Regions from separate parts of the Mus musculus genome. Here all the other regions are linked to region 1. A link is a loop called in an ENCODE intact Hi-C map of the cell type or tissue named here. Cell type or tissue: gastrocnemius. All regions are shown on one strand. Region 1 holds the start of n-TLcag5 (a tRNA gene). Region 2 holds the start of Psme3ip1 (proteasome activator subunit 3 interacting protein 1). Region 3 overlaps Nlrc5 (NLR family, CARD domain containing 5). Region 4 overlaps Psme3ip1 (proteasome activator subunit 3 interacting protein 1). Region 5 overlaps Ccl17 (chemokine (C-C motif) ligand 17). Region 6 overlaps Nlrc5 (NLR family, CARD domain containing 5). Region 7 overlaps Ccdc102a (coiled-coil domain containing 102A).

Region 1 (4,000 bases):
TTTCCTGCTAGCACATATACTGACAGTCTCACACTTGTGCTAGTGGTGTGGGGTTGACTCTTTCCAATTTAACTATTAATTATTAATTCATTCGTTCATGGTTTGTTGCCAGTCACAGCCCCCTCTGCAGACCCAGGTGTGCCCTTTAATAAATGGCTGTTAAGACTTGAATGAATTTTCTCAGATCTTTTTCTTTCTTTTTTTTTTTTTGTTGTTTGTTTTTTAATTTTCACTGGTGTAGCTGTGTAGAAATAAAGACACTTGTATGCATTTATTTTTTTTAAAACCTTTCATCTACTTTAACAAAAATGAGGTTAGTGTACATACTGAATTTTTTAAAATTATGAGCCACTTGGATGTAGTGCCTAAGGCAGCAAGACAGGCTTGCCCAGGTTCTTGGTATTAAAACAGCACCTCACACTCGCACATCAAATTGTTTCCCACTGAGCCACCTTCCCCCCCCCCCCCCCTCCATGGTGAAATTTGGAAACTTGGAGAGGAGCTTCACTCTCTTTGACTTGCTGCATGACAACCAACTCCTTGGGTAACTAACTAGTCCTTCGTCACCCTACCACAGGCTAACACTGACTTCCAGCCAGCCTCATGCTGGGGTGTTCTTTTCTTTTCTCTTCTCTTCTTTTCTTTTCTCTTCTTTTCTTTTTTCTTTTCCTCTTTTCTTCTCTTCTCTTTTTCCTTCCTTCCTTCCTTCCTTCCTTCCTTCCTTCCTTCCTTCCTTCCTTTCGTTCGTTTTTAAAGATAATGTCTCATGTAGCCCAGGCTAATCTTAAACTCACTCTGTAGTGGTGGAAAATCTTGAACTCCTAATTCTCCGTTCTTTACCTCTTAATGGCTGCGATTATGGGTTTTAAATTGAGAAACAGTTTACTTTGAGAAGTTACTTTTTGCTTGTTTTGGTGTTTCTGTGTGTCCCGTGTCGTCGTCCCCCCCCCCCCCGTCGTCCCCCCCCCCCCCCCCCGTTTCTCTGTGTGGTCTTGGCTGTCCAAGATCTAGCTCAGTAGACCAGGCTGGCCTTGAACTCTTGAACTCTGCCTCTGCTTCCCAAGTGCTGGGATTTTTGTTGGGAGACAAAGTTTTTTCATGTAGCCAGGACTTAAATATGCATTTACAAACAAAATAAAAGAAAGGAAGAAAGAAAGAAAGAAAGGTAGAAACAAAGGAAGGAAGAAAACGAAGGAAGGAAGGAAGGAAGGAAGGAAGGAAGGAAGGAAGGAAGGAAAGAGAGGAGGGGAGAGGGGAGGGGAGGAGAGGAGAGGAAGAGGAAGAGGAAGAGGAAGAGGAAGAGGAAGAGGAGAGGAGAAGAGAAGAGAAGAGAAGAGAAGAGAAGAGAAGAGAAGAGAAGAGAAGAGAAGAGAAGAGGAGACAATAATGTATCTGTAGGAGAAGGCTGTAGCTAGCTAGCTAGGTTGGTAGAGTACTTGCTTAGCATGAGTTCGGTCCTGGCTGGGTAACCCTAAGTGAATGGAGTTCAAAGACATCATCGACTACTTAACGATTCTGAGGCCATCCTGGGCTATGTGAGACCCTGTTCCAAAAAGAAAAACAAATTAAAAAAAAAAAGTCACACACACACACAACTCCAACACAACAATAGATTCAAAAAACAACAAAGCTCTACAAACACCAACAACAGAATATGTCTCACCACAAATTCAACTGGGAGGCAAAAGAATATGAAGTAGAAACTCTTGTTTACTGATGGTGGAAAATAGCAGGAAGTGGGGGGGTGGGTGGGGGCGGGGCTTGAAAAAATTAGGATTAAACTAGGCTCTGTGACTTACATGTCTGTATATAGTTGTAGCATTCAGAAGGCTGAGACAGGAGGATAGCAAGTTCCAGGATAATCTGAACGACATAGCAAGATTCTGGTCAAAAGCCATCAACCAACCAGCCACACAAACAAGCTTGGTACTTTGACAGCAGCAATAAAACACCTCTCTACTGGGCGACTGGCCAGCTTGGTCGTGAATGTCTCTGGTGACCGGGCTATCTACTCAGATGCCCCATTACGTTAACCCTCCAACGCCCTTACAAACCAACATCCTCCAGCCAGGGCTCAAGGACTGATGGCACCTTCAGGGCTTTGAAGGCAGACGACAGTTCTCTCCCTAAGATCTCCATTTTCTCTGAAGCCGATGGCTGTGCTCACAGCATCCCCTGCCGGCAGGCCATCTCCAGCCAGTCTGTCTTACTAAGACGCCTCGGGCATCCTGTGGCGCGGAGCCGGGGGTCGTCTAGAATTCAGTTAACTGTAGCTCGTCCTTGTATTTACATCTATAGTTCTTCTCTATAGAATGTGAGAGAAACAGGTTTTTGGCGACATTTCCAGTGAAAACAGCTACAGGTCCGTTTGAAAGAGGGGGAGTCTTGTTAACACTGTATGTGTTTCTTGTTGTTTATTTAGGGTTTTTAATTTATTTTTAAAAAATATTTTATTTTATTTGAGATCGAGCCTAACTCCATAGCAAAGGCTGGTCTGGAACTCGAGGCGATTTTTCTGCTTTAGATTACTGCGTGCTAGAATTACAGATGAAGCTCGCCACGCCCTGCTACTAACCGGTGATTTTTAAACCCTGGGTAGACTGGACTGTAGACATTGCATTGCACAAAGCAGGAGAAACGCTGGCTGTAGATGCCAAGCAAGCATGTGTCTGTGCGACCGGGGTGATGGTGGGGTAGGGTAGTGGTGGTGGCGTGGCAGCGGTGGTGTTACAGAGTGCCAATAACTAAAATGAACATGAAAAGGACCAACTCTCATGTCAGGATGGCCGAGCGGTCTAAGGCGCTGCGTTCAGGTCGCAGTCTCCCCTGGAGGCGTGGGTTCGAATCCCACTTCTGACAGAATTCCTGTTTTTTTTTTTCCCCCTCCAGTAATTCTCTCTAAAAATTAAAAGCAAATTTGAAAACTAGACCTGCGCTTGAGACACCAGAGTGGGAATAATCATTCTCTCCCTCCCCCGCTCCTGGAATTCTTTTTACAGTTTCAAATCAAAGAAATAGGTAGTAAGAAGATAGTTTTAAAAAGTATACAATAGCATTTAAAACGACGAAGAGGAGTATATTATGAAGAGTCGATAATTATTACCTAATTCACTTTATGTATAAATTGAATTATGAAGAAAAGAGCAACTTGTCAGAAGTGGGATTCGAACCCACGCCTCCAGGGGAGACTGCGACCTGAACGCAGCGCCTTAGACCGCTCGGCCATCCTGACAACTGGAAACAGAGCGCCTAGTCAGTCCTCTTTGTAAGCCTCTCAATGTGCGCATGCGTAATGAAGTAGCTTCTGGGATTTTTTGCACTGGGCGGAGCAAGCACCCTATGTAATACTACGAATGACCGGCAGGTGGCACTCGCCACTCGCTAGAAAACTCAGAAGGCGCCAGACCTGCAGTTTCTTTTAAATGAATGCAGAAACTGTGCCCTTCATCCTTGTTTCCTGCGGATCTGCCAGCATCCTTGCTTTTTTTTTTTTTTTTTTTTTTTGCATCCCCACCTTCGTGTCTTTATGGTACGTGGCAATCAGGTCCGTATATTCGCGGCAGCTAACGGTGCTTAGCCTTTGCTACCCTGACCCGGTTGACGTCATAAAATCCTGGTCCCCTTGCCTAAAGGTGATCAAAACCTCAGCGACCCATTTGCAGGGTTACTGGTTTGTTTCAGACTCTAGCTTAGATGAATCCCGCAGCGACACGGTCTGATCCGGGTTTTGGCCGTGTCTTCAGTGCCCACACAGTGCCTGACACACAATAGTATGCAGGTCAGATGCCCCCTATCCCCGCGCCGTCTCGCTTTCAGTTATTTCGTGACTCATCGCTCCTCTCCGCCCCTTGCCTTTTTCTGTTCCTTCTCGCCCCCTTCTCAAACCTCAGACTTGCTCACGGAAACAGAAAACCTCAGCCCAAAAGAAGCTGTTCCTCATGTTATTTCCAAAGGTATAAATAAGGATGGCATACCGTGCCCACAATAATAACGATGGTAA
Region 2 (4,000 bases), 100 kb before region 1:
CCCACATAATTCTTCCTTTTTTAAGACTTCAACTTCAGAGATAATTGGGCCATCCGACTTTCAGACCCTTACATATTATTCATAGCTCATCTTAGGCTCCAACTGAAACACAGGAGCTGCCTTTATTTCAACTCAGCTCCTTCTGTCATAGAAAGTTCTACAGATTCCTTTCAAATATCTCAGAAGCAGTACCCGCCAAACCATTTTGCTTGGTAGTTTATACTCTGCTTTGTTTTCTGGCAGTCTTGCTAAGGAAGCCAGGCCTGTCTCCAACTGACAGTCCCCCACACCCACACACAGCCTCGTGGTCCTAGGATTACAGGTACAAGCCACTACACGGAGCTCCTCCAAACCATTTTTATGATGTCTCTGGGGACACTTCAATAAATCAATTCACTTAACCAACGAAACTTGCTACACAGGTTGACAAGTCGCTGCAAATCCTACAGAGGTTCATATTAGACTTTGTGGGGTCCACTCTAGACTTAAACAATCAGACTGACCCAAGGGTGCAGCACAGGGTTTGCATTTTAAAACCAAGGGCCACAGACCTTGTGTTCCCCCAAGAAGCCATTTCCATGACCAATAGTTCTCCCTTTCCCTCTGCGTGGACTGGCATTCCAAGGGCACCAACTCTCAAAGAAGACATTTCAACGACCGGTTGTGTTCTAATAAAATAAGCACACAGCCTTGTTTCCTACTAGAAGAGAATGAGCGAGGCGCTGCAACGGGGAAATTTATTATGTACCCATCCTGCAACTACACACTTCGGGATTCAACGATGCTCAAGTCGGCATTCCACGTTTTCTAAGGAGCGAGGAGCTGCTCCGAATGGAACCGAGGCAGCAGCTCACTTTAGGCCTGATGGCTCCAGCTAACCGCAAAGTGCTGAAAGAAGACAAGGGGCCCGGCAGCTCGGGCGCGTAAGAAAGAGTCGGAACCTCCCACCACGACCGCCACGCCGTCCCGCAGACTCCCGCGGCTCCGCTCCGGAGTGGGCACCGCAAACTCCCAAGCCGGGCGACTCAGGACACCGCACTAGAAAGGACCGCGGGCTGGAGACAAACCTGGGCTCTAATCCTAACTCTGGCTTGGAGTTCACCCTCTCCACGGCCGAGAAGCCTGGTTTCGCCTCCCGGCGCGGACCCAGGCCGCACTCACCTACGAGAGCGCGGGAGGCGAGCCGCCCTCACCTCCGCGGCGCCTACCGTAAACCGTCGCCGCCAAGGCCACTCTCGCTCTTAAAAAACTAGAAAAGAAACCAAGAAAAGAACGACGGCTTAAAGGAAGAAAACACACTTCGCTATTGTATTCCTTTTGACCCTTCGGGGCTTCCTGTTCCTTACAGCCACAACACATTTCCACCCCGCTTCCGGCGGCATAGTCCAATCAACAGCTCTCTCCCTCCCCGAGCGCCTCGTGGAAATCCGGTGCTCCAAGACCGTATGGAGCGATCTGATTGGGTCGTTCGCCCTTCGGCAAGGGGATTAGCTGGTTCATTCCAGGCTGGCGGGCCGACCCGCGAGATCACGTGACACAAATCTTGACTGATGATTGGCTGTCTGAGAGAGAGGGCTTGCCACTGAGGAAGGGGCGTTTCCTAGGGGACTGAGGGAGGGCCCGGGCGGTGTGAAGCGGGGGTGGGCCCCTGCGCGTAATGGCAGTGCCGTGTCCCCGCGTCCATCTTTACCGCTCTCTTGGACCTGTCACAAAGGAGTCGCGCCGCTGTCGCTGTCCCCTCCCTCCGGTGGGCCCAGGAGCTAGTGCAAGTCAGTGCCACAGCCCGACCGCGCTGCTCTGGGAAGCCCCTTGGGGACGTGGCCGGGGAGGGAGCTTGAGGGCTAGCGACGCCTGTGAAGGAAGGGGACAGCCGCTGAAGCCTGGGTCGGAGAGACTGGACTGGGGCCGTGGCCGTCTCCGGGCAGGGGTCTTGGAGAGGGTGGCGTTGGTCAGAGCCTGGGAAGCAGCCGGCACACTCTCCTCCGAGGCCCGCGCTGGAGGCGCCTGAAAGCGGTTCCTGGAAGAGGGTGTTCCCCTTTAGGGGATCTTGACTGAAGGAGGTCCTGGGGTCACCCTCCCGAGGAGACTGGCTAAGGTGAGAAGCAGGTACCTCCTGGGGAGGCTCCGGACGCGGAGAGACCCTCGTTCGGGCTCCTCGGAACCGAAGGGGCCGAGGGGCGCACGTCGTGGGCAGGGATTCCTTCTGGGGAGTTTTGCGTTGCAGTGGGAAGCCGACTTCCCCTGGGATGGTCTGGTGTTGCCTTGGGGTGGAGAGTTCGACGTGAAGCGAGGCTGGGGAGAGTTCTTCGCCTTAGAGAGAGGCTGGAGGCGGGAGCCAGACCTAGCGGATTCTCCTACTCTCCAGGCCTGAGCTAAATATTAAGTAAAAAACCCTTGGGGAGGGCAGTCCTTTCCGTTGGAAAGCCCTAGATCGGGATGGTAAGCGGAAACGGGGATAGTCGGGGTTCTTCCCTCACTCTGGAGTCTGACTAGGTGTCCCAGAGTAAGGATTCTGCTGCCTCTGGCCTTCGCGCCAGAGTGGGACAGGGGAGTCATCCCACCAGCAGCACCCCCAAGCGAGCCTCCAAATTTGGCATTACTTCCTGCCGGGCCCGCTGTCTGCCTCACTTTCCCTGTTCTTACAGAGGGAGACCTAGTTAGAGCTACTGGGCTGAAACTCTTGAGATTCTGTCTTGCGCAGATGTCCGAGTAAGGTTTCGTCCCCTGGAGTGATGTACTTTGAACTTTTTTAAAGTTGGCAGTGTCTGTTACCGTCTGAGTAGAGTCGTGCAGTCTCCCAGGCTCCTCACTTAACCCATCTGCTTGTCCTTCCTTAGTTGAAGTGACTTGACATCTTAGAGTTTCTTCTGTAAAATAATCAACGCTGTGTGTGTGGAAGTAAGGTAGTGTAATGTATTGTTGTTGAGGAACAATGTGTTTTCTAATCTGGAAAATTGTTGATGTAAGAGACTAGCATAAATACTGGTCTTGATTACCTATAGAGCTCTGAGAACCATGTATCACTGAGTGAAATGTTAGTCTAAACCCTGCCTGCTTCCTAGACATGAAGAGGTTTCCAGCTTTTGTTTAGAGAGTTTTAATTTACTTTCCACTTCTAATAGTGCTGGGAGGAATTAGCATTTCCTTTGAGTAGTTTTTCTTTTAAGTAGTTTGTTCTAAATATTGTAGGCTCACTTTTTCTTGTATCTGTTCTTTGGCCTTTGAATGGCTACAGGTAGTGAAGACTAGGCAGCATCCCTCACCACTTGTAATTTGTAAATGAGCCTGTAGTTTTGTTTTGTTTTTCTTTCCATGAATTCTGCCTTGTGGTACCTCCAGAGTAATAGCTTACAAGGCACTTTTCAGTTTTCATTTTATGTAGAGTCTGCATTTCTTGAGACGATAACTTGCTGTGTAGACCCCTGTCATTACAAGACTACAGTATTAAAATAGTTACCTCTGTCAGTATGTGACACTTCAATAACTTTAGGTTAGTGGCACTTGTTAGAGTTGCATTGTTAGAGCTGATGTCCCAAAATTTTAGGGATTTCCTTGTGGGTTTTTGTTGTTGTTGTTTTGAACTAGGGTTTTTGTTATTGTCTTTTTAAAGTAGGCAAGTAGGCTTATTTGTTTGTTTGTTTTTAAGTTGACCTGAATTTCCTGTATTTTAATCTTATGTTTCCTGATTGTTTGTTGGTCTTTTGTTTTACTTTCTGTGGTGGTTTTGTGAGCTTCTTGATTTCCCAGGATGCATGGTGCCCAGGGCTTCTGTTTAATATCTTTGCAAGTTCTGCGTTTTGCTGTTTGTATAAGCCCTTTATTTTTTCTAGATACAGTATTTTTAAGCTATTGATTATAGAAAGTATTCCATCATGGTCTATGTAGACTTTTTATGCTTTGTCAGCAAAATAACTTCTTTTAGTAAATATTAAGGGGAACTTGATACTTATAAATGCTTAGCATTGTATATAATAGTGTGTTGTTTTTCTGTACTGAATAG
Region 3 (4,000 bases), 170 kb before region 1:
GCATCCTACGAATGCCCCAGGAGGAAAGAACACATTTTTCCTGTCACGATCCCTAGGGAGCGCATTCTTAGGGACTGAGAGCTTTGTTTGACCAAAAGAGGGCCATATATCATATATCATACATGACATATGTTACCAATGGGGCATTGACATTATGAGAGTATTATGAGGTTATATATACAGGAAAGGCTGTGTATGGTGCACTATGACCCCTTGACATGGGAAGGTCATACTCAGAGTAGGTCAAATGTAGAATTACATGGAACTTGTGGCATGACACCTGGTCATAGCCTCTTAGCACTGTAATTGGAAATACACATGATCAGGAATCCACTTATGACATGATGTCCATATCACATGACACACAACTTGACAGGGGACCACAGATAAGTCCAAGACCTAATTTATTATTATTTTAAAAAACATGAAGTTAGGCTAATGGTATAGGCTATGTTATATGAACAGCCTTTTAGCTGTTCAGGAATCTGAGGCAGACAGATCGCAAGTTCAAGGTCAATCTAGGTAATTTAGTAAGATCCTGTCTCAAAAGGTCAGAAAGGGCTGGGGATATGGCTCAATGCTAGAGTGCTTCCTAGCATGTGTAAAGCCCTAAGCTCAATGCTCGGTGCTTTTTTTTTTTTTAAGTATTTATAAGCACCTTCTGGAGAAACTTTTTGTCTTGTGCTAGGAGAGGGAGTTAAGAATTGAGTGGCCCAATGGTCCGGGGTCTGGGACATGCCAAGGACTTAGCATGAAGTCCCCTCCTGCCAGAGCCTCAAGTCTCTCTTCTGTTAATCGTGTTCTTCCAAGGACTTCCAGCCCAGGCTTAGGAGTTAACCTGACCTTGGGAGAGTTCGCACTCATCTCTTCTTTCCTGGTTTAAGGGACAAAGCCGAGCTACAGGTTTAGGGATAAGTACTTCCAGGATAATAGGCAAGACCACTAGGTCTAGCCTACCCACTACCTCAGCAGGATTCAGAAACCACTTGAAACTCCATGGTGTTTTGCTTTGTTTTGCAACTTCCAAAGGCTAAACTCACAACACTCCATATCAAATGATCAATAAACGCAGATGTAACTGGTGTCTGATGTAAACGCCTGTAGCTGGTATCTTGTAAGTTTCCTGCTTCTCCGAGGTCTGAAGTGTACTGTGGACTGGAAAACTGTAGAGTCAGACAGAAGTGAACTAGCAAGGGCAATGGGTGGAAGTTGCTGGTCACGTGACCACGAGCAACTCACCATACCTCACCTGCCGCATGAGGCTGCTATCAAAGCTCAGGTGGTAGAAACGGCTTTGCTTGACTTACATAATACTTAAAACTTTTATGAATTGATCAGTGTTTTCAATTTGGGAACTTGTACATAAAATATCTCAACTCTGACTTCCCCAGAGATAGCTCAAAGCCAGGCACGGTAGCATATGCATATAGAACATGGGCCATAGAGGGAGGAGAATCAAAGTTCAAGGTCTCTCTTTGCTACATTTCAAATTCCAGGCCAGCCTGGTCTATGAGAGACACTATGGGGTGGGGGTGCAGGGAGCCAGTCAAGCCCTTCCACTTGGAGGAGCAAAGCCACTCTGATGGGGCCACACAGATGTGACCTTTAGCTGGGGCACACATCCCTCAGGTTGCTACAGTCCCTCCCTTATCATCCTGAAACAACACCAACTACCCTTCTTTGCTTTTTGCCTGACCAAGAGTGTGGCACATTTTGAACATGGCTGAAAATGTAACTTGGACCTCTGCTATGTGCACTATGTGCGTACGTGCACACATTCTCTCTCTCTCCAATACACACACACACACACACACACACACACACACACATATATATATACACATATATATACACACACATATACATATATATACATGTCTGTATATGTGCATATATTTATATATACACACACACATATATATACATACACACACACACACATATATATATATGCACATATACAGACACAAGATAACTAGTGAGGTCAGAAAAGCAAGGTGAAGAAAGTTCCTGCTACAAATAAGTGATGATTATATTCTATCTCCCTTTATTTCTCAGGGTTGAGTATCATAAAGGATGCAGAGATGCCCCCAAGTGATAGAATGGCACCTCCTCCTCCTCCTCCTCTTCCTCCTCCCACATTGTGAAAAGCCAAGCCAGTAGAGTGCAGTTATGGCTCAGTGTCACTAGAGGGCAGGTTGGCCCACCAGTAATTTCCCAGTAGAACTAAGGAGAAAGAAGGCCATTTATGGCTAGGCGCTTGGTATGTCAAAGCATACTTGTGGCTCACCAGGATGACTTGGTTCTGACCTTTTTGGCCCTCTGCATTGTCTCTGGCATCCCACCAAGCACGAGGAGAAAGTCCTCCGGCCAAGTGCCAAACACAAGTGTCATACCAGGACACTCTTATCAGGCCAGAATAGGGGCAGACCTGGCAAACACGGGCAGGAAGTTAGCAGGTAGAGGATCCAAGAAGTTTACCAAGAAATCCCAGGTCCAATTCTGTTTCCTTTTTCTAGGAAATTGCCAGGTTGACTTGCAGGAGTTGTTCTGACTCCTGTCTTGGCCAGACTGAAGACAGGATAGTTAAATTTGAAAAAAGAACCAAGCACCGAGTGATGTGCACAGAGTAGTCTCCGAGGACAGGGAGCCTAGAACACAGAGACAGTCCTTCCTTTGTAGCCTGTTGTTTTTCATTAGGCTTTCTCTAACTCTGCCTAAGTTCTAACTTCCAAGAAACACTATTTGGCCCCAAAACACACCACAGGCTGACTGGCAAATTCCGAGCTGGCTAGGCCCACCTCACGTCAGTGTGCCAACTCCTTGTTCTTTTCCTAGAGAAACTTCCTTTCCTGCCGCCTACCTGCTTGGGAACCTTGGCAGGTTTTCATCTAAAGCAAGTAGGGCCCAGTGTCAAGGATGGCTTCCTCTGGGAGTAGACTCCTTTTAAAAATACAGAGAGAAGCAAATGAAATCCCATCGCTGGTACCAATGAGAAGTGTCAGGTCCTTCTCGGGGGTCAGGATGTGGCCTGGCCTGGGAGCACCTAAGTCCTCCCTCAGGGTTGGGAGAAGCTCGTGGTCCCTGTCACTTGCTCATCATCGGAGAGGGTCGAAGATGGCACAAATGTCCATCTTCCCGATGGAACTGTAGTTACCATTTCTCTCTCAGACCCGAAGCCCCCCTCCACTGCTTTGTCCGTTCTGTTCCCTAGCACAGCTGTCCAGAAGCCGCTGTTCCAAACCACCTTGGGGAACTGATGAAGAAGCTCCCTATAAATGCCCAGCTATAAAAACCTCCACATGTGATGTATGTCGGAGTTCTGCTTCAGCAAGCCTGAGCCTCCTGGGGCTGGCATTCTGCATTTCCAAGGAGCCAAAAGAGACCCTGGGGTTGTCCTAGGCTGGGGATCAAAGTAGCCTGCAGGTCTGGGTGTTCTGCAGACAAGAACCCCCCTCCCCATATGAAACGTTCCTGTACTCCATCTAGGTTCTGTTTTGACCACACAAAAAAGAACACATCCAGAGTTTACAGGAAAAAACCACTCAGTGGTCAGCTTGGGGACGATCACCAGGCAGCTTAGGTCCCATGGATTGGTCACCAGTAAGTCACAGTGGGTGGCCAGCCATCATCAACAGTGAAAGGAAACCCTCCTTTGGCTATGGCCACACCACCCGAACACTTTTGATCCTATCAGGGCTTGAGGAAGCTTTCCCTGTAACGGCAGCCAGCAGTGGTCTGAACCCAAGCAAAAACTGCCTTCACTGAGCCTGCATGATCTCAGACCAAGCTTTAGGGTACTGGTACACACACGATAATCCTAAGTCCCTCTGTCCCTTCCCCTCCCACACACTTGCCTGGCAGGTACTCAGGATATCTTTGGCTTACAAACACAGGGAAGGGCACAGGCCACCTGGGTTAGTCTGAGCAGTTTGGCCAGGCAACCAGCACTAGGGGAACAAACCCCAGAAGCATGTGCTGAGTTACATGCGCCCCACAG
Region 4 (4,000 bases), 110 kb before region 1:
ATTGCTTAGCCAAATTTTCATAAGTCTATACTTCCCCCCTTTGTTCGCTACAATAAATAAAGATAAAATACAAGCAGACAAGAAGCCCAGGATTAGGGGGATCTAAGCATCAGGACCGACACAGGACTGAGAGGATTTACATGGAAGGCCTATTTTGTCCTTCCTATGTTCAACTCTAGGAAGATTAAATACACCAGGCGTGGTGGCGCACACCTTCAGTACCAGCATGCACTCAGAGGGCAGAGGCAGAAGGATCTCTCTAAGTTCTAGGTCAGCACTCTCTGCATGACGAATTCTAGGACAGTCAAGGCTACTGTGAGATGCTGTGAGGGGTGGAGGGTAAGAGACAGACAGACACACTGACTGATTAAAATGAGCTTTTCTTTCCTTGTCCAGCTGTTTCAAGGTATCTGAAAAATGAGTTCAACTATGAAACCAAATACTCCCCCCCCCCCCCCCAGTGCTGATGGTCAAACCTAGAGTAACTCACAAGCTAGGTAAATGCTCTATTGCTGAACTACATACTCAGCCCAACATTCTTTTTTTTTTTTAAAAAGAAACATTCAACATTCTTCAATATGGATTTTTTAGAAATAAAAATCACTCTGTTTAAACTTAAGCAAGTTTCAAGGATTGAAAAGTTTGAGGCCAACCTGGTTTATTATACAGTGAGACTTCTGTCTCCAAAAAGAGCCATGGCTTACAAACTCATTTAACAGCCAAAAAACAAAGATCTTATGCTTCAAGGCAGGGTAACCTGTTACACACTGCAGTACTGTGTTTCTACTGGAGTCAGTATTTCCTTTCCAGGCTGGGGAGACAAAACAGGGTGTCTCATAGCAGATTGTGCAAGGTCTAAAAGTGCCCAACTTACAAAGTGATCATCATCCTAGAACTGAAAGCTTAGTGCACGGAACTTGTAACTAGTGCTGTGATGCAGATTAATGGGCTCTGTTTTCCTATGGAGTTGAATTATGTGATGGCAGACTACGTTAACATCTGGCTGGCCACCGTACCCTTCTAAAATCAGACCCTACCTGTAGAGATACACTCAAGGAATCACATGTCTGTGCTATACGCTTTATAGGGTAGCAGAAATAAGCCAGCCCATTTTCTTTTGACAGTTGACTGCTTCCCACTATTTTCATCCTAATGAGTAAGTCTCTGTACTTCAAATACAAGTGAGACGGAGAGGACTCAGTGGTTGAGAGCATTTGCTGTGCAGCCTTGAGGACCACAGTTTGGATCTCAGCTTTCAAGTAACAAGCCACAAGTCAAGCACACTTCTGTAAACCGAGCTCTGACAGGGTGGAAACAAGAGGCTAGCTGTGACTTGCTGGCTTGTAACCAATCTGCAAAAACCTAAGTTCCAGGTTGAGAGAAAAAGAGAGACGGAGACAGAGATAGACAGACAGACAGACAGAGACAGACTGACTCTGCCTCAAAGGAATAGACAAGAGAATAACAGATGATATACCCAACACCCTCTTATGCCCTTCACGTTCATGGAGAGACAAGTATAAAGGTGCGTGAATGTCAGCACACATTAACCACTCACACCCACACCTAGATTTGCTAGATAGTCCAATTAACCTCCCAAAAGACTACTTTCTAGCCAGAAGACACTGCTACCAAGCACTAGTAATTTAGATCAAGTCAACTTTCCCTGTCATAAAACTTGTTTCAAGAATGACTTAATAAAGAACTCTGTTAATACTTATTATGGATAAAGCAATCAGCAAGAAAAGTAACATTAATCTTCTAACACTGAAACTTCTATACTACAGAAGTAAAGAGATCTAATGAATCAATGAGATTATAACATAAGCATCTTAATCTTTAGTTAAGGTTTGTGTTATAAAGAGCAGTTTGTAGTAAATTTGAAGCATCGAAGAAATATGCAATTATATGTTAAGTATTTATTATGTTTACACAAACATACACACACTCTCATACTCACACAAAATCTTTCCACAGCACACGGAGGCAATCTCTCCTTACACCCATCCAATTCATCTTCCTACACTAAAGGAAAAGGGACACTAACTTACACATCCGCTCCCTTAGCTGGCGCTCAGCTCTCTACCCTTTACCTCTTAGGACAGACACAGTCCCTCACCGTAATTTAGTTGTATTTTGCTATGTGCTATGACAGGAGAGCGCAAAACAACTACTTCACCTGGAACTCGGGGAAGAAAGAAAAGCAGCAGGATGTTTTAGTTGTCAGCACCTCAAAACTGGAAAGAAAACGCAAGAAAAATTAACAATTTCAGCATTAGTATTCAACATGGTGCCTCTCTTGAGAAACGCTCAAAGATAGCTTGAATTGTAAACTATTGTGCCATATGGTTGCCTTTAGACCCAACTCACACACCAAACCCTACCCCATCTTCTAACACCCATCCTAACACGGCTCAGCAGCACAATCAAACTGAATAAGGAATTGTCCTATGTGATGCTAGAAGCCAAAGGTTAACCAAGGCAGCTTTTAAAAGCTGTTTTATGTTTTGTTTTGGGTTTTTGAGACAGTCTCACTATGTAACTTTGGCTGGACTGGAACTTGAAATATAGACCAGGCTGGCTTCAAACTCAGAGATTCTCCCTATCTCTGAATAGAGGCTCATCACTCCCCACCCAAAACAGTTCGTTTTTTGGGGGGTGGGGGGAAGGGGGCTTGGGGTTTGATTTGTTTTGTTTTGTTTTTTTGAAGGCAAATCTTCTTATGACACAGTGCTAGTTAGGCACTAAATAGGACTACAGTCAATGCAGCAATGTAATGATGTGGCACACAAGCAATTTAAGGAAAAGTAGGACACAGTTATTGCTACAGGAATTGAAGCTGAGCTTTAAGCTCTGCCCCACTTTTTCTTGGTTTTCTGTGTAGCCCTGGCTGTCCTAGAACTCACTCTGTAGACCAAGTTGGCCTCAAACTCAGAGATCCACCTGCTTCTCCTCCAGAGTGTTGGGCTTAAAGGTGCATGTCAGCAAGCCCAGCTTAAGCACTAAGCTCTTATAAGAGGACTAGAAAGGGAAGCCTCATTCTTATAGCTGCTGTGACACTGCATGGTGGAAATATTAGAAATTCTACATAAGCTGGACATGTAGCTGCAGCAGTAATAATACATAATAATAGCTGAAAGAAGGGCTGGTGAGATGGCTCAGTGGGTAAGAGCACCCGACTGCTCTTCCGAAGATCCGGAGTTCAAATCCCAGCAACCACATGGTGGCTCACAACCATCCGTAAAGAAATCTGACTCCCTCTTCTGGAGTGTCTGAAGACAGCTACAGTGTACTTACATATAATCAATAAATAAATCTTTAAAAAAATAAAAAAAATAAAGAGATACTATGCCGGGTGGTGGTGGCACAAAAAAAAAAAAAAAAAAAATTCTATTTAGCCGGGCAGTGGTGGCACATGCCTTTAATCTCAGCACTTGGGAGGCAGAGGCAGATGGATTTCTTAGTTCGAGGCCAGCCTGGTCTACACAGTGAGTTCCAGGACAGCCAGGGCTACACAGAGAAACCCTGTCTCAGGAAAAAAAAAAAAAAGCCAATAGCTGAAAGATAGGCCAATGGGTAAAATGCTTGCCAAACAAGCAGGAAAAGCTCAGTTTGAAGCTTCAGACCCCAAGTGCAGGACATGTCAGGTCACGCCTAGAATACTAGTGTTCCTGGAGATGGGATAGGAAGACCAGAAAACCCCCAGAAACTCGTGGGCCGGCTAGCCAGACATATGTGCTAGTAAACAGCTAAAGACTGTTTCAAACACGGTGGAAGTCAAGGTCTGGAGGGATGGCCCAGCAGTCAAGAGAGCTTGCTGCATCTCCAGAGGATAGATTCAGTTGCAGGCATAATACAGGTACAGAATTGCCTGTATCTCTAGCACCAGGGAATCTGGTGCCCTCTTATGATTCCCTCATATACCAGAGCGAGCGCACGCATGCACGCACGCACTCACGCACGCGCAAATCTAAAATACGTCTTAAAAGGAAAAAAAAAG
Region 5 (4,000 bases), 110 kb after region 1:
CATTCCTATCAGGAAGTTGGTGAGCTGGTATAAGACCTCAGTGGAGTGTTCCAGGGATGCCATCGTGTGAGTATCCCTCTGTCCCACTCCTCTGCCTAGAACCCAGAGTGGGAAGTGGGTGGGCCTTGGAGTGCCCAGGAAGGCCACTGGGAAAGAAGGAAGAGAGGACAAGCCTGATTCCCCTAAAGGCAGTTTTGGGAACCCAGGGATACTCTTGTACCCCACACAGCTGAGGGGGTCCAACCTCTTTATGTATGGTGAAACTGAGTTTCCAAGATGGATAGGACATCCCAGGTAACAGAGCCAGTAGGCAGTAATACTGTCACCTCTCACTCTGGGTCTGAGCTGAGTAGAGACTAACACACAGCCTGAGGCTCTTTCTCTCAGGCTCAAGGTGCTCTGAGGAGAGAGGAGGCTAGGCATGAAGTCCTACTGCTCAGTGTTCAGGTCAATGCAGATGTGGCTGGTGGCCAAACCCTGAAGGCCTTCCTGGGCTCTTACTCACTGCTTTCTCCTACATAGGTTTCTGACTGTCCAGGGCAAGCTCATCTGTGCAGACCCCAAAGACAAACATGTGAAGAAGGCCATCAGATTGGTGAAAAACCCAAGGCCATGACCTTCCCGCTGAGGCATTTGGAGACGCCAGGGCTGCTGTCCATGGTTTCAACATAAAACGGCCTGTGACCAGCAGAGCCCAAGAGCAGCCACAGAGCAGAAGTCCCTGTTCCCTTTTTTATGGACTCTTATGCACTACAGGCGAACACAAAAAAAAGCAACGGAATAAAGCCTTCCTCCCTCAGACTGGGTCAGTACGTTCTGTCCCCACAGTGCAGAACGCCTTCCATTCTAGCTGATCACACAGGGAGAGTCCTCACAGGACAGCTGCGCCTGCTCTGCCCAGGTTAACTGAGGCTGAGAGGGACACATGGCCCCATACAAATGAGAGGTGGAACTGGAGAGACGTGGTCAAGGGCAGGGCAGAGCAGAAGTGGTGAAGGAGCCTAGCAGGTCCCTCACAAGTGTCCCCCTCCCTCTGTACCCCATGGAAAGTGTCCAAAGGAATCCCAAGGAGGGCCTGTCTTCTCTGTACCCCAAGTGTCCCAATCACCCCAAGACCAGCCCCTATTATTGTCCCACATGAAGCTGAAGTCATCCAACCTGCGCTGGACTCTGCCACATGTCCAGACCCTTCTGAGTGTGTCTGCCTTCCTGGAGGCCCTGTCTCTCCTCCTTCATTTCTGAGTCCCCCCCCCCCCCCCCCACTGCAATCTGTTCTGCCCCCAGCTCCAGGCTCACGATTCCTCCTCTGTCCCCTCTGCACATGGGGCACTGTTGATGCCGACCGCACAGGCCCTGGGGTTTCTTCCCAGGCTCTTGGGGGCTGGCTACCTTTCCACTGGGCTCTGATGCTGGTGGTTCACTAAACTATGCCTATGTGTGCTTGCAGACCTGGCTCTGCCATTCTACAGAGGACTCTATGAGCACTCTGGGACTTCCGTGAGCCGCTGAAGGAATGGTACAGGGGTCTAGAAAGCCCTGTGTCCAAGCCTAGCTCAGAGCTGGGGCTGGACTGCTAAGGTCTCGTATTCCAGGTCAACCATGCTCAGTCAGCATGCCTCTCTTTCTAGGACAGGTTGTGGCACAAGCAAGGGTCTTCCTTTTCCCAGTCTGTCTGGGCTGCAACAGCGAGTTATCTGAGAGGGTTTTTTGTTGGTTTGTTTTTTTAACCTATTGCTGCCACCTTGTGGCCAGTTTTTGCCTTGAAGAACGAATGCTAAGTGTCCGAATAGGGTAGAACCAAGAACACCACATTAACAATCAGGAGGCTGGTGGCCCTGAAGTGGCTTCTCTGTGGACCCAGGGTTCCTTCTACTGCAATAGACTTCTCTCCCTTGAGCACCAGGAGTGTCCCTCCAACAACTACTTAAGATTCTGAGTCCCAAGGCTCCTTCTACAGAGTCTTTGTGTGTGTGGGGGGGGGGGGGGGAAGCCTCTGAATCCAGTGACTAGAGAGAGAAAGGATGGTTGGCGGGAGGGGGGAGGCAAAGGGGAGCCCCTACTGGAGGCTTGCATCCTGTGTTCCAGAAGAAAGGTGCCCTCGGAGTATTTTTTTTTTTTTTTTTTTTTTTTTTTTGAGACAGGGTTTCTCTGTATAGCCCTGGCTGTCCTGGAACTCACTCTGTAGGCCAGGCTGGCCTCGAACTCAGAAATCCGCTTGCCTCTGCCTCCCGAGTGCTGGAATTAAAGGCGTGCACCACCACTTTTTGCTCTACCAGAGAAAGCCTTCCAGAGACATCTGTTGGGTAAACTCAGATAAGCAGGGCCGCAGAGACCCATGAGAGGTGTCCTGTGGGCCCTGGAGAGAGTAAAGGGGTTATTTCAAGGCCACTGGACAGAGAAAGTGTGGGGCCACAACTGGCAACAAAATGCCAGGAGGAGGAGGAAGAGGAGGGTGCAAGGTGTGTGTGGTGACAGCCCCCACATTCCTGGAGGCACCTTAAGGAACTGTGGCTTGAAGACTCTCGTGCTTAATGAGAGAGGGGTAGAAATGGGGACGGGGAAGGGGATGGACAGTGGAGAGGGATGCAAGGCATCTGTTGGTTCTTCTGTCTTGAAAGCGCCTCCCCTGTCCACTTCTGAAATACAGTTTCCCTTCGTTGCTCCATGCAAAACACCACCACGCCCACAAGAACTTCCATGGTCTTCCTATTTCTGTAAGTCACTCCAAGCCCGACATACACATGCCTAATCTTGGCCAAATGTCACCTGTCACTTAGGGAGGCTTAGATTCCCCCAATTATTTTACAGTCTCTGATAACTTGGGTCAGCTAACTCAGTAAATGAATTATTTATATAGTGGACATTTGATAATATATTTTGTCAACATGGCTGGATGAATTCCTAAAGGAACACCACCTACAGGGAAATAAATTTTCAGAGGATCCCTAACACTGAAACACCCTTTAAGATGTGGAAATTGAAGGAGCCTGATATGACTGTCTACTGAGAGGCCCTGCCAGAGCCTTACAAATACAGAGACAGATGCTCACAGCTAACCACTGGACTGAGCACGGGGTCCCCAAGAGAGGAGTTAGAGAAAGAACTGAAGGAGATAAAGGGGATTGCAACCCCATAGGGAGAACAACAATATCAACCACCCAGTCCCCCAAGAGCTCCCAGGGACTAAGCAATCATGGTTCCAGCTGCATATGTAGCAGAGGATGGCCTTGTCAAGCATCAATGGGAGGAGAGGCCCTTGGGCCTATGAAGGCTCGATAGATGCCCCCAGTGTAGGGGAACTAAGGGCAGGGAAGTGGGAGTGGGTGGGTGGGTGGGTGGAGGAAAACCCTTATAGAAGCAGGGGAAGGGAGGATGGAATAGGGAGTTTCAGGGGGGGACTGGAAAAGGGGATAACATTTGAAATGTAAATAAAGAAAATATCCAATTAAAAAAAAAAGTGGAAATTGAAATTGGGCAGTTCTTCAATACCCCACCAGGGGGCGTGATGGCACAGTAATAGATGTCCAAAATTGATGATAGCTGCACATACTCTGGTCCTAACTGATTGGAGCTGTGGAAGACCTTAAACAGGGATGTCTGTAGCTGGTCAGATGGTCCCCTGGGGGAGCAGAGGTCAGAAAATAACCCAATACACTACCAGAGTTAGCAAGATAGGGGTGGGGGTGGGTGGGTTACAAGGACTAGAAGAGCCACCAACACCAGGAGCTTGGGCAAACGCTAAAAGCACTGGGCGAGAAGTCCACTGGCTTCTATTTCCTTCGCCTGTAACTGTTTCTCATCCACTTATCACAAGGCCACAAATACCAAGTGGTGTTTGTATCTCTGTGATCCAACTTTTGTGAGTTTTTAAAAATCGTTATAAGCTAGGCATGCTGGTTTATGCTTTTAATTCATGGGCCTGTCTGTGTTGCAGTAAGCATTAATTGGGTGTTTCTACCCCATCTGAGATCATTTAGTGCCTAAATAAAATATTTATAAT
Region 6 (4,000 bases), 210 kb before region 1:
GAGACAGCACCCACATCCCAAAGTGTTGCAAGGATCTGAGGAAACCCCCACCCCCACCCCACCCAGGGAAGGCAGAGAGGGCACGCTGTAAACTGAGAGACAAACCAGAACAGGAAAACCCTGAAGCCTCTGTAGCAGGAAAGCATCACACTTCACAGCCTCATAGGAAGTCATAGGAAGGGGCTTAGTTTGGGCAGGTGTGGTGCCTTAGTGGTGCCAGTAACCTTCCCTTACCCGTCTCTTCTCCATAGCCTGCTAAACAACACCGTGGTACTCACATTTGCCCAGGAGCCGAGGGAGCAGGAGGGGAGCTGCAAGGGGTAAGGACCCAGTATGTGCACCTCTTTGGGGTGGAGATGTGCCCTCCCTGACCCAGGAAGACCTAGATAGGAACTCACAAAGTAGGCCTATCTCTGTATCTCAGAAGACAGAGTGTTTGTGTGATAGTGCATGGAACCCTGGGCTCAGTTTCCCCACACTGTACAAGTCAAACATGGTGGCATCTAAGATACATGAGATCCTGTCTGAAATACTGATCAAGAATTCACCATGGGTCAGGCAGTGAGCAGGTGTGGCGGGAGACATGGGTCTGATGAAAAAGGAGCAGAGGGCAGACTACTGGTATGCCAGGCCAGGCTGGGATGGCTAGACAATAATTATTCAATGGAAGCTTAAGGTTTTAGCCTAAATATTGAGAGTAGTCTGTCTGGCATGGCGTTCTGATATGGCCAGAACTCCTACCTTCCTTTGGCAAAGGGGTATATGTTTCCCTCCTTTGAGGGACTTGCAGCACATGGCCAGAGGCTTAGCTCTGTGTCTTGTGTGTCTAATCACAGGCTATTGCATATTGCATAGGGTCTGAACTCTGAAGGTTGGTGGGAGGGGATCTGTCATCTCTACCATCCCCTGTGGTGATAATGACAATGATATTAATGGTGACCATAACCAAGGTGAATTGAGCACTTACTCAATGTAAGTGTACAGCTAGCTAGCACTAGACTGAGACAACTCACATGTGCCAAACTAGTCCCAGAGAGAGGCTAGCCCCAGTCACATGCCAGACTAAAGTCTCACGACCCTGGCTAAGCACCGAGACTGAAAGGTTGACAGTGAGTTTGGCAATGGACCCTGGAACCAGAGGCAAGATGTGTTGAGTCTGGCCTTGCTATGTGTTCCTCCAGGAGGGCACCACTTATCAGCTTCGTGTCTCCTGTGACCTCCGAGTTGTCCCAGAGATCTCGAAGGATCAGGTACAATGGCAATATTCCCTTCCTTGTCCCCAAGCCTTAAGCCTGTCTCAAAGGCTCCCCAGAAGACACCACAACCTGCCATGTCAAGGAGTTATGGCTGTCAACTTCTTGTTTCCTGCATAGCCCATCCCTCCGTCTCCTCCTACTGTCTAGGCAGCCCTATCCTGTACCCTGCACCCTGGGCTGGAGAGACTCTGAACTGAGAAAAGGGGAGCCATGAGCCTCTGATCCCCAGTTCTGGGCATCAGCCTGGGCTCCCCTCAGCTCTGCATCTTCCCATCAACATCACCTTCTTTTTGCCTGCCTGCCTGCCTGTCTGTCGGTCGGTTGGTCTGTCTGTCTCTCTCCTTGCCTATCTCATTCACAGTTTGTTTCTTTCTCCAAGGTCCTCATTCTTATCTCTCCTCTGTCTTTGCTTTTTGTCCCTATCTGTCTCTGCCACTGTCACTCTGTGTCTCTTTGTCTCTGCCTATGTCTATCTCTAACTACCCCTGATGCAATCTCTACCTGTCTCTGTCTCTATTTCAACCTGTCTGTCTCTGTTGCTCTCTTGTTTATTTCTGTCTCTCTCTCTCTCCAACCCCAGCCCTATGCCTCTCTGCTATTTGGGGCATGCTGTGTGTTAGTCCTCCTGCCTTTCTCAATGCCATGTACCACAATCCCACCCTTCTGCCCACTAGGGGCAGCTTTCCTCTGGATACAGTGTCTGGTGGGCACTGCAGAGCTGTGTGGGTCTTGCCCCTTGCAGGCTGACACACTGTGGCTTCCTGGCCAAGCACACAGAGACGCTCTGTGAGGCACTGAGAGCCAGCTGCCAGACCCACAACCTGGATCATCTTGAGTGAGTATTTGATTCCAGAAAGGCAGCGGTGGGGACAGTAGAGTGTTGCTTGGTGATAGAATGCAGGTGTCCTGTTTTCTTTTGAAGAGTCTGATCCCCAGATTTCTTTCTCATTGACATCAGAGACCCTTCAGAGACCTGGGGGGCGAGGGGGGAGGGACAGTGACTTTCTTTCCAAATATACATCTCACACTGGTGCCCTTTGCAGCCATGTCTGGCTCCCAGAAGACCACAAATCTTAGAAAGAATGGTGGGGGTAGGGGGATGGAAGTGTCCCGTGTGTGAAGTGCAGAGTTGTGACGTAGTGCTTAGATTGGGTTCCTGGTCCCAGGAACCAGGTGACCACACTGCTGCCAAAGCAGAACCTACATCCTCCACTAACCTTTGCTTCTTCCTTTCCAGCCTATCAGACAACTCTTTGGGGGGCAAAGGAGTGATCCTGCTAACCGAGCTGCTCCCAGGACTGGGTCCCCTGAAGTCCTTGAAGTAAGCAACTAACCACCCCCCAAGGCCTCTGGGTTCCCACCAGTGAGAGGGGTTGTTCGGGTCTTCTTCTGGATACAGTAAAGATGTAACCAGAAAGTGCGTATGAGCCCTCTTCCCACAGCAACACACAGGCAAGTGTTCAACAAGGCCTCCCCCTGGCTTGACTAAACACTGACTTACTTCAAAGAACTCAGGGCCCCGCCGTTTGCTTCAGGCCTTCTCCAAGCAGCTCCTTTGTGTCTCCTTGGAGAAGAGATAGCTTTCCTCCCGCTCCTGTTAAGGAGTCTCCTCCCATTTTTAATTTACCCTGAGTCCCGCCATTCCCTTATCAGGCGGCAAAATAGAGTTCAGAGGGCGCTCTGGGCTCCAGTTGTCACCTTGAGCAAGTTCCTACCTGCCTAGCTCATCTCCACAGCTGTGCAGTGAAGTTGGGGGGGAGGGTTGTGATGGTCACCTGGGGGTTCACTGGGGTCTGCCATCTGCGGCCAGAGACACTCCCATCACTGGCCCTGTGCTCTGAAATTCAGAGAGCGTGTCTGAGTCCTTCACCACTGTCACTGTGTGATCCTCAGCCTCAGCAGGAATGGCTTGTCCATGGATGCTGTCTTTAGCTTGGTCCAGTGTCTGTCTTCCCTGCAGTGGGTGTTCCACTTAGATGTCAGGTGAGTGGCTGCCCTGTCCCCCACCCTCTCCCTCCTCTCATAAGCCCCTGCTGAGGCCTCATTTTTACAGGTCATTTGGGGTCATCCTCAGGATCTTAGATGATACCAGGTGCAGTGAAGGTGTGCTAGGATTAGTGAATGAAATAAATGAATGAACGAATGGACAAACGAACGAATGAATGAATGAATCAGTAAAGTTTGTGGCTCCATGGTACCAGGAACAATCAAATTTCTCCAAACTCTCCTTGGGACAAACATCTTTCCACTCTCCCTTACCCTCCAGGTTGTCCTTAGATACTCCTGAGCAAACTAGGGGCTGGCTGGTGGCCTTCGGGGCTCAGGGACTGGCTTAACTGGCATCTCCAGAGTTTATGAAGCTGGAGGGGAAGGCACCAGCCAACCCACAGCCCTGGATCTCCCCCATATAAAAAGCCTGTAAAAACCCTCTGCCTTTCTCCTCCTTCCCTGAGAATCCTAAGAATAGAGGTGTGGTGGCAGGTGGCCAATGCTGGTCCTTAACGTTAGGGTTCTTATGTCCTTATTTGGATAGAGCATGGAAGCCTGCCTTCTCTCCTGCTTTACCACGAGAGGGCGCTGAAATAATAGGCCAAGAGCCCTGCAACCAAGACTAACCGTGGCTGTCGATTGATCCATTGTTACTATAGTCCCTGGGTGGCAGGCTATCTCCTGGTCCCTTAAGCCCTTCTCGGGAGGGGACCCTTGGCCTCTTCTCAACCAGCTTCCTCCTCTTCGCTTTTAGC
Region 7 (4,000 bases), 210 kb after region 1:
TGGCAGCTTCCCGCTTCACCCCTGCTGGCTGCTCTCACACTGCAGCCATGGATCCTGTTTCGTCTGCCTGGGCCCCCTTGTCACCCCTACCCAGACAGAGTCCTCATTTCTTCTGGGACTCCCCTGTTCTCGCTCTACCCTCTGGAAGGTCAGTTTACCACCAGTTAACTTCTGCTTCTCCAGCAGACCTCAGCTCAAAGTTGCTGTCCCCCACTGACCCCTACCCCCACCCCCAAGGGAAACCTTTTCAGGATCAGGCCTGACCATGTGATGGAGACAGCACTTTTGTTCCTTTAAACCATCATTCGTGAAACAGGTAGACACACCTGTCTGCTCATTGCTGCCAGGATCGCACAGTAGGTGTTCAGCATACAGAGCTACTATAATTATCAACTGCTTTATCTTATAGGAGTTTAGTCAATGCAGTTGCAGGTTGAGTATCTTTTATCTGAAGTGCCTAGGCTCAAGTATTTTGATTAATAATAATAATAATAATAATAATAATAATAATAATAATAATAATAATAAAAAGAGTCTCATGTAGCCTAGGCTGACATTGAATTCTCTCTGTAGCCAAGGATGACTTTGAACTTGTGATCCTCCTGCCTCTACCTCCCGAGCACTGGGACTATAGGTGTGAGACATCACACTATGTTATAGGATGCTGGGGATGGGACCCGGGGCTCTGTGCATGATTGGCAGGTACCCTACCAAACTTTATCTTCAGCCTAGATTCCACAGTTTTTTTGGACTTTTGGGGGGTATTCACACATACATCATGAGGTCTCTTGGGGACAGGCCCTGGGTCTAAACATAGAATCCACTAGTTGAATGCATATGTCACCAGGGCTTGAGGGCAATTTTCTTCAGCATCTTTTCTGCCCTCACATTTTGATTGGTACCGACCACATGTAGGTGTGAAATTTTCTGCTCTTTTAAGGCATTGAGTGGATGCTCAAAGTCGGGGGGGGGGGGTTGAAAGCATTTTGGATGTTTGGTTTGGGGGGGATCAGAGGCTCAGCCTATACTGTGTGGTCATTCACATGCAGGCCATACAGTAGTGTGCTGACTAGCCCACCTTGTTCTTCTCGAAAAGAGCAGCCTGGCTGGCCCTCAGGTCACAGTCCAGGGCACTGGCATTCTGCCGCCGTCTGCGGGCCAGAGCCTCCTCCAGGTCTCCAACCTGTGCGCGCAGCTTCTTGTTCTCCCGTTCCAGGCCCAGCTTCTCTGTCTCCAGCCGCTCTCTGCGGCCCCACTCGGCCGCATTCTCTGCCTGGAGCCTTTCCATCTGCAGCAGCAAGGGAGGTAGTGAGACTCCAGGGGGGTTGGGGTGGGGTGGGGGGAACAGGAGTGGAGAGACAAGCTAGATGCACCCCCCCCTCCTGAAGCCAAAAATGGCACCAGGAAGCAGATCCAGCTGCAGCAGCTATAATTATGCCGGGCTTTTATTTTTTTCACGGTGTGCAGGATGTGGGGGCGCTTCTGGGTTTTGTGTGGGAAAGGGGGTGCCTCCTGCAGGCTAGGCCCCTGGGGTGTGGACGGGCCCCCTCACAGCACAGCTGGGACTTTTATCCTTTTCCTACGGACTGCTTGATCAAACCCCTGAGCACTGCCCCTCCATCCTGCCCACCACTGACCTCACCCCTCAGCTCAGCCATCTTGCGATCCATGCTAGAGCGTGCGCCCAGCTCATCCTCCAGGTCTTCCGACATGCGGCCCAACTCATCCTGGTGCGTCTCCTTTAGGATGCTGAGCTGCAAGGACATCAGCCAGCCTGGTCATGAGAACCACCGGGATAGATCCCAGAGGCCGTACTAGAGGTGAGCACCAGCCAAGGCAATGAAGGACTTTTCAGAGTAGGCTCCTCTGAGAGTTCTTGGTGCCTCGAGATAGCACCCAACTCCTATGCTCTCACAAAGCCCTGCAACATCTTGCTCCCGTGTGCTACTCCCATTCACCTGGCCTCTTCCCACTGCCCACAAGACTGCACACCCAGAGGGCAGAGAGCTTGTCTGTCTGCCTTCCCCATGGCTCTCAACACCAGTGTGTATGCACAGACATCAGAACCGCTGTGGGCACTTCTCCCAAGCTGCTGGTCCACGCAAGTACACAGTGGGCATCTAAGACAATACTGTGGATGGAAGCCAGGCACAAGAGCATTTTCTGCGCAGATGCACATTGGCTCTCTGTTAGTGTCCTTCTGGCAACTACAGTTGGCAGTCTGAATAATGTGGGGCCAGGTTCCCAGATCCCCAAAAGAAGGGAGATTCAAGTAGGTAGGCAGGGGTTCTGGGACTCTTTATGAACTTGAAGAGATTCCCAGGTGTGGGCAAATTTCCAATGCAAGTCTCTGGTCTTTGACCTCCATGAACCCAGAGGATCCAGCAAGGCTTTCCCAGGATGGCTGCGCCCCCTGGTGGACATACTCAATCTGTACAAGAGGGAGACGAAGTAGCCTGCTTTGAGCACCTCATGGCTGAGATGGGACCGTGAGGTTGCATTTTCTTTTGACTGCCAAGAGGCTTCAGTTTCACTGGACACACACTAAATGTCACATCTGACACTTCCGTTCTGATCACAAACCCTCTGAAATGTAGCCTCTTGATCCTCCCTCTGACAGGATTCTCCAGCCATACTACCTCCTCTGTGTCCAGCACACACCAGTTGTCTGCCTACTTCAGGACTGCTGCTGTGAGCCACCAAATGCCCTATATGCTCAAAAATGGCTCCATTTGGCTCCTTTAGGTCTTGATTCAAACAAGGTCATGTAGGGAGTGGAGGAGGGATGCTGAGTCAGGGTGTCCAAACTGGCCTTGAACTCAAGGCAATCCTCCAGTCTCTGCCTCCTAAGGGCTGGGATTCCAGGTGTGTCCCACCAGACCCGGCTCATATGTCATCTTATAGAGGCCCTCCTTGGCCTCCATCCCATCTCATGCTCTTTTGATGCCTTCACAGCCCTGGGCTGTGCTACCATTAACCACCTGTCCTGGTACTCGGAACTACTATGGCTGAGTGTGTGAATTCTATCCTAACTTGACCCCTAGGTTGGAAGCCCCCAGCGTGCAGCCACCCCCACCAGAATGTCCCAGCCCCACACCCAGCCTTACTTGTTTGAGCATCTCCTGCTTGGTCTTGCTCAACTCCTCGTATTTGATCTTCCATTGGCTAAGCTCCCCCTCCAGCTTCTCGATGTTTTTGCTCAGAGCCAGCTTATCCCTGGGGAGTGGGGATAGGCAAGCACAAAGACGTTATTAGACTTCTTTTGTTTTGACTTCATATTTCAGGGAATATGTTAGCTTGACTTTGCTGTTGTTTAAACAATAGACTGTGTTCTCCCATGTTCTGTGGCTAGAAGTCTGAGATGAGGCGTGGGCAGGGGATGTGGTCAGGAAGAACCTATGTCATCCTCTGCCTAGCTTCTGCTGGCTACCTGGTCCCTTCGGCTTTCCTTAGCCAAAGATGTGATACCCACAGAAGTATTAGTCCAACTGTCGTCAGAGGTATGCTTTCTTCCTTCTTCCCTTTCCTCCCCTGTCCCATGGAACCAGGACTTGATCCATGATAGGCAAGCACTCTACCATTGAGCAAATCCCCTCTTGCGTAGTCCTTATATGATTTTTTTAAAAAGTAAAATCACACATGTGAACCAAGTATATCATCTATACACTCATTTCCTAGACACCAGAGCTGTAGAATATTCACGAACATCATCAGGTCAGACCCTCTAATCGCCCTCCCCAAAGCCCATGATGACCTCCATGTTCTAAATCCATCCGTCAACTAAGTCTCAGTCTAGCCACCCACTCTCCTGTGAAACAGTCTCTCTTAGCTCCTTTGCACTGCAAATGGCTCCCCTTCCTCTTCACTGCCCACTTCCTCTGCCAGCCTCTGAGCTTGACAGAACCAGGACCCCACCCCATAACCTTCTCCTTGCCCATCCACACCACTGAGTCTTACATTTCTATTGTTCATGACCCCTGCCTTTGCACCTCTCATCCAG

Evidence for each region. Hi-C counts contacts between places; a loop is a spot of excess contacts. Peaks named below come from ENCODE experiments on the same cell type or tissue, not always from the same donor. Only the 100,000 strongest peaks of a DNase experiment are listed, where the experiment ranks them.
Region 2: a loop joins it to region 1, with 4 times the contacts of the local background. A loop is called at or near these places in 18 of 42 quality-filtered maps.
Region 3: a loop joins it to region 1, with 6 times the contacts of the local background. A loop is called at or near these places in 21 of 42 quality-filtered maps.
Region 4: a loop joins it to region 1, with 7 times the contacts of the local background. A loop is called at or near these places in 18 of 42 quality-filtered maps.
Region 5: a loop joins it to region 1, with 13 times the contacts of the local background. A loop is called at or near these places in 36 of 42 quality-filtered maps.
Region 6: it touches region 1 in a loop (10-fold over the local background); 18 of 42 quality-filtered maps call a loop at or near these places.
Region 7: it touches region 1 in a loop (2.9-fold over the local background); 20 of 42 quality-filtered maps call a loop at or near these places.

The regions. Positions count from the first base shown.
Region 1 is chr8:94,700,855-94,704,854 of GRCm38, forward strand. It overlaps n-TLcag5 (a tRNA gene), which reads left to right and starts at 2,777; the gene lies at 2,777-2,859. It overlaps n-TLcag4 (a tRNA gene), which reads right to left and starts at 3,232; the gene lies at 3,150-3,232. In gastrocnemius, CTCF peaks have their summits at 2,180 and 3,355 (motif pointing right); DNase peaks (open chromatin) are centred at 2,175, 2,715, 3,321 and 3,678; H3K4me3 peaks cover 2,093 bases; H3K27ac peaks cover 1,698 bases.
Region 2 is chr8:94,600,336-94,604,335 of GRCm38, forward strand. It overlaps Psme3ip1 (proteasome activator subunit 3 interacting protein 1), which reads right to left and starts at 1,391. Exons shown (of 8, transcript NM_028221.4): 1 at 1,162-1,391. It overlaps Rspry1 (ring finger and SPRY domain containing 1), which reads left to right and starts at 1,606. Exons shown (of 15, transcript NM_026274.4): 1 at 1,606-2,095. It overlaps LOC115486880, which reads right to left and starts at 2,556. Exons shown (of 2, transcript XM_030243886.1): 1 at 2,478-2,556; 2 at 1,281-2,310. The coding sequence starts at 2,556. The coding sequence ends at 1,601. In gastrocnemius, a CTCF peak has its summit at 1,727; DNase peaks (open chromatin) are centred at 1,073, 1,531 and 2,534; H3K4me3 peaks cover 3,496 bases; H3K27ac peaks cover 3,571 bases.
Region 3 is chr8:94,526,174-94,530,173 of GRCm38, forward strand. It overlaps Nlrc5 (NLR family, CARD domain containing 5), which reads left to right. Exons shown (of 49, transcript NM_001033207.3): 49 at 1-1,099. Among named protein-coding and RNA genes, the nearest start is that of Cpne2, 4.9 kb to the right of the region's middle. In gastrocnemius, a CTCF peak has its summit at 2,196; a DNase peak (open chromatin) is centred at 2,250; H3K27ac peaks cover 592 bases.
Region 4 is chr8:94,594,872-94,598,871 of GRCm38, forward strand. The region is part of intron 1 of Psme3ip1 (proteasome activator subunit 3 interacting protein 1); the gene reads right to left. Among named protein-coding and RNA genes, the nearest start is that of Psme3ip1, 4.9 kb to the right of the region's middle. In gastrocnemius, no CTCF peak of the experiment used is centred here; no DNase peak of the experiment used is centred here; H3K27ac peaks cover 602 bases.
Region 5 is chr8:94,811,238-94,815,237 of GRCm38, forward strand. Ccl17 (chemokine (C-C motif) ligand 17) reads left to right here. Exons shown (of 3, transcript NM_011332.3): 2 at 1-66; 3 at 523-799. The coding sequence ends at 616. Among named protein-coding and RNA genes, the nearest start is that of Ccl17, 2.8 kb to the left of the region's middle. In gastrocnemius, CTCF peaks have their summits at 1,746 (motif pointing left) and 3,486 (motif pointing right); DNase peaks (open chromatin) are centred at 1,741 and 3,522.
Region 6 is chr8:94,488,332-94,492,331 of GRCm38, forward strand. Nlrc5 (NLR family, CARD domain containing 5) reads left to right here. Exons shown (of 49, transcript NM_001033207.3): 14 at 252-320; 15 at 1,182-1,250; 16 at 1,999-2,091; 17 at 2,494-2,577; 18 at 3,150-3,239; 19 at 4,000. Among named protein-coding and RNA genes, the nearest start is that of Mir7072, 15 kb to the right of the region's middle. In gastrocnemius, a CTCF peak has its summit at 3,812 (motif pointing right); a DNase peak (open chromatin) is centred at 3,853; H3K4me3 peaks cover 246 bases.
Region 7 is chr8:94,906,637-94,910,636 of GRCm38, forward strand. Ccdc102a (coiled-coil domain containing 102A) reads right to left here. Exons shown (of 9, transcript NM_001033533.3): 4 at 3,108-3,216; 5 at 1,638-1,754; 6 at 1,079-1,288. Among named protein-coding and RNA genes, the nearest start is that of Ccdc102a, 9.5 kb to the right of the region's middle. In gastrocnemius, CTCF peaks have their summits at 1,518 (motif pointing left) and 2,417 (motif pointing left); DNase peaks (open chromatin) are centred at 1,181, 2,125 and 2,405; H3K4me3 peaks cover 953 bases; H3K27ac peaks cover 2,387 bases.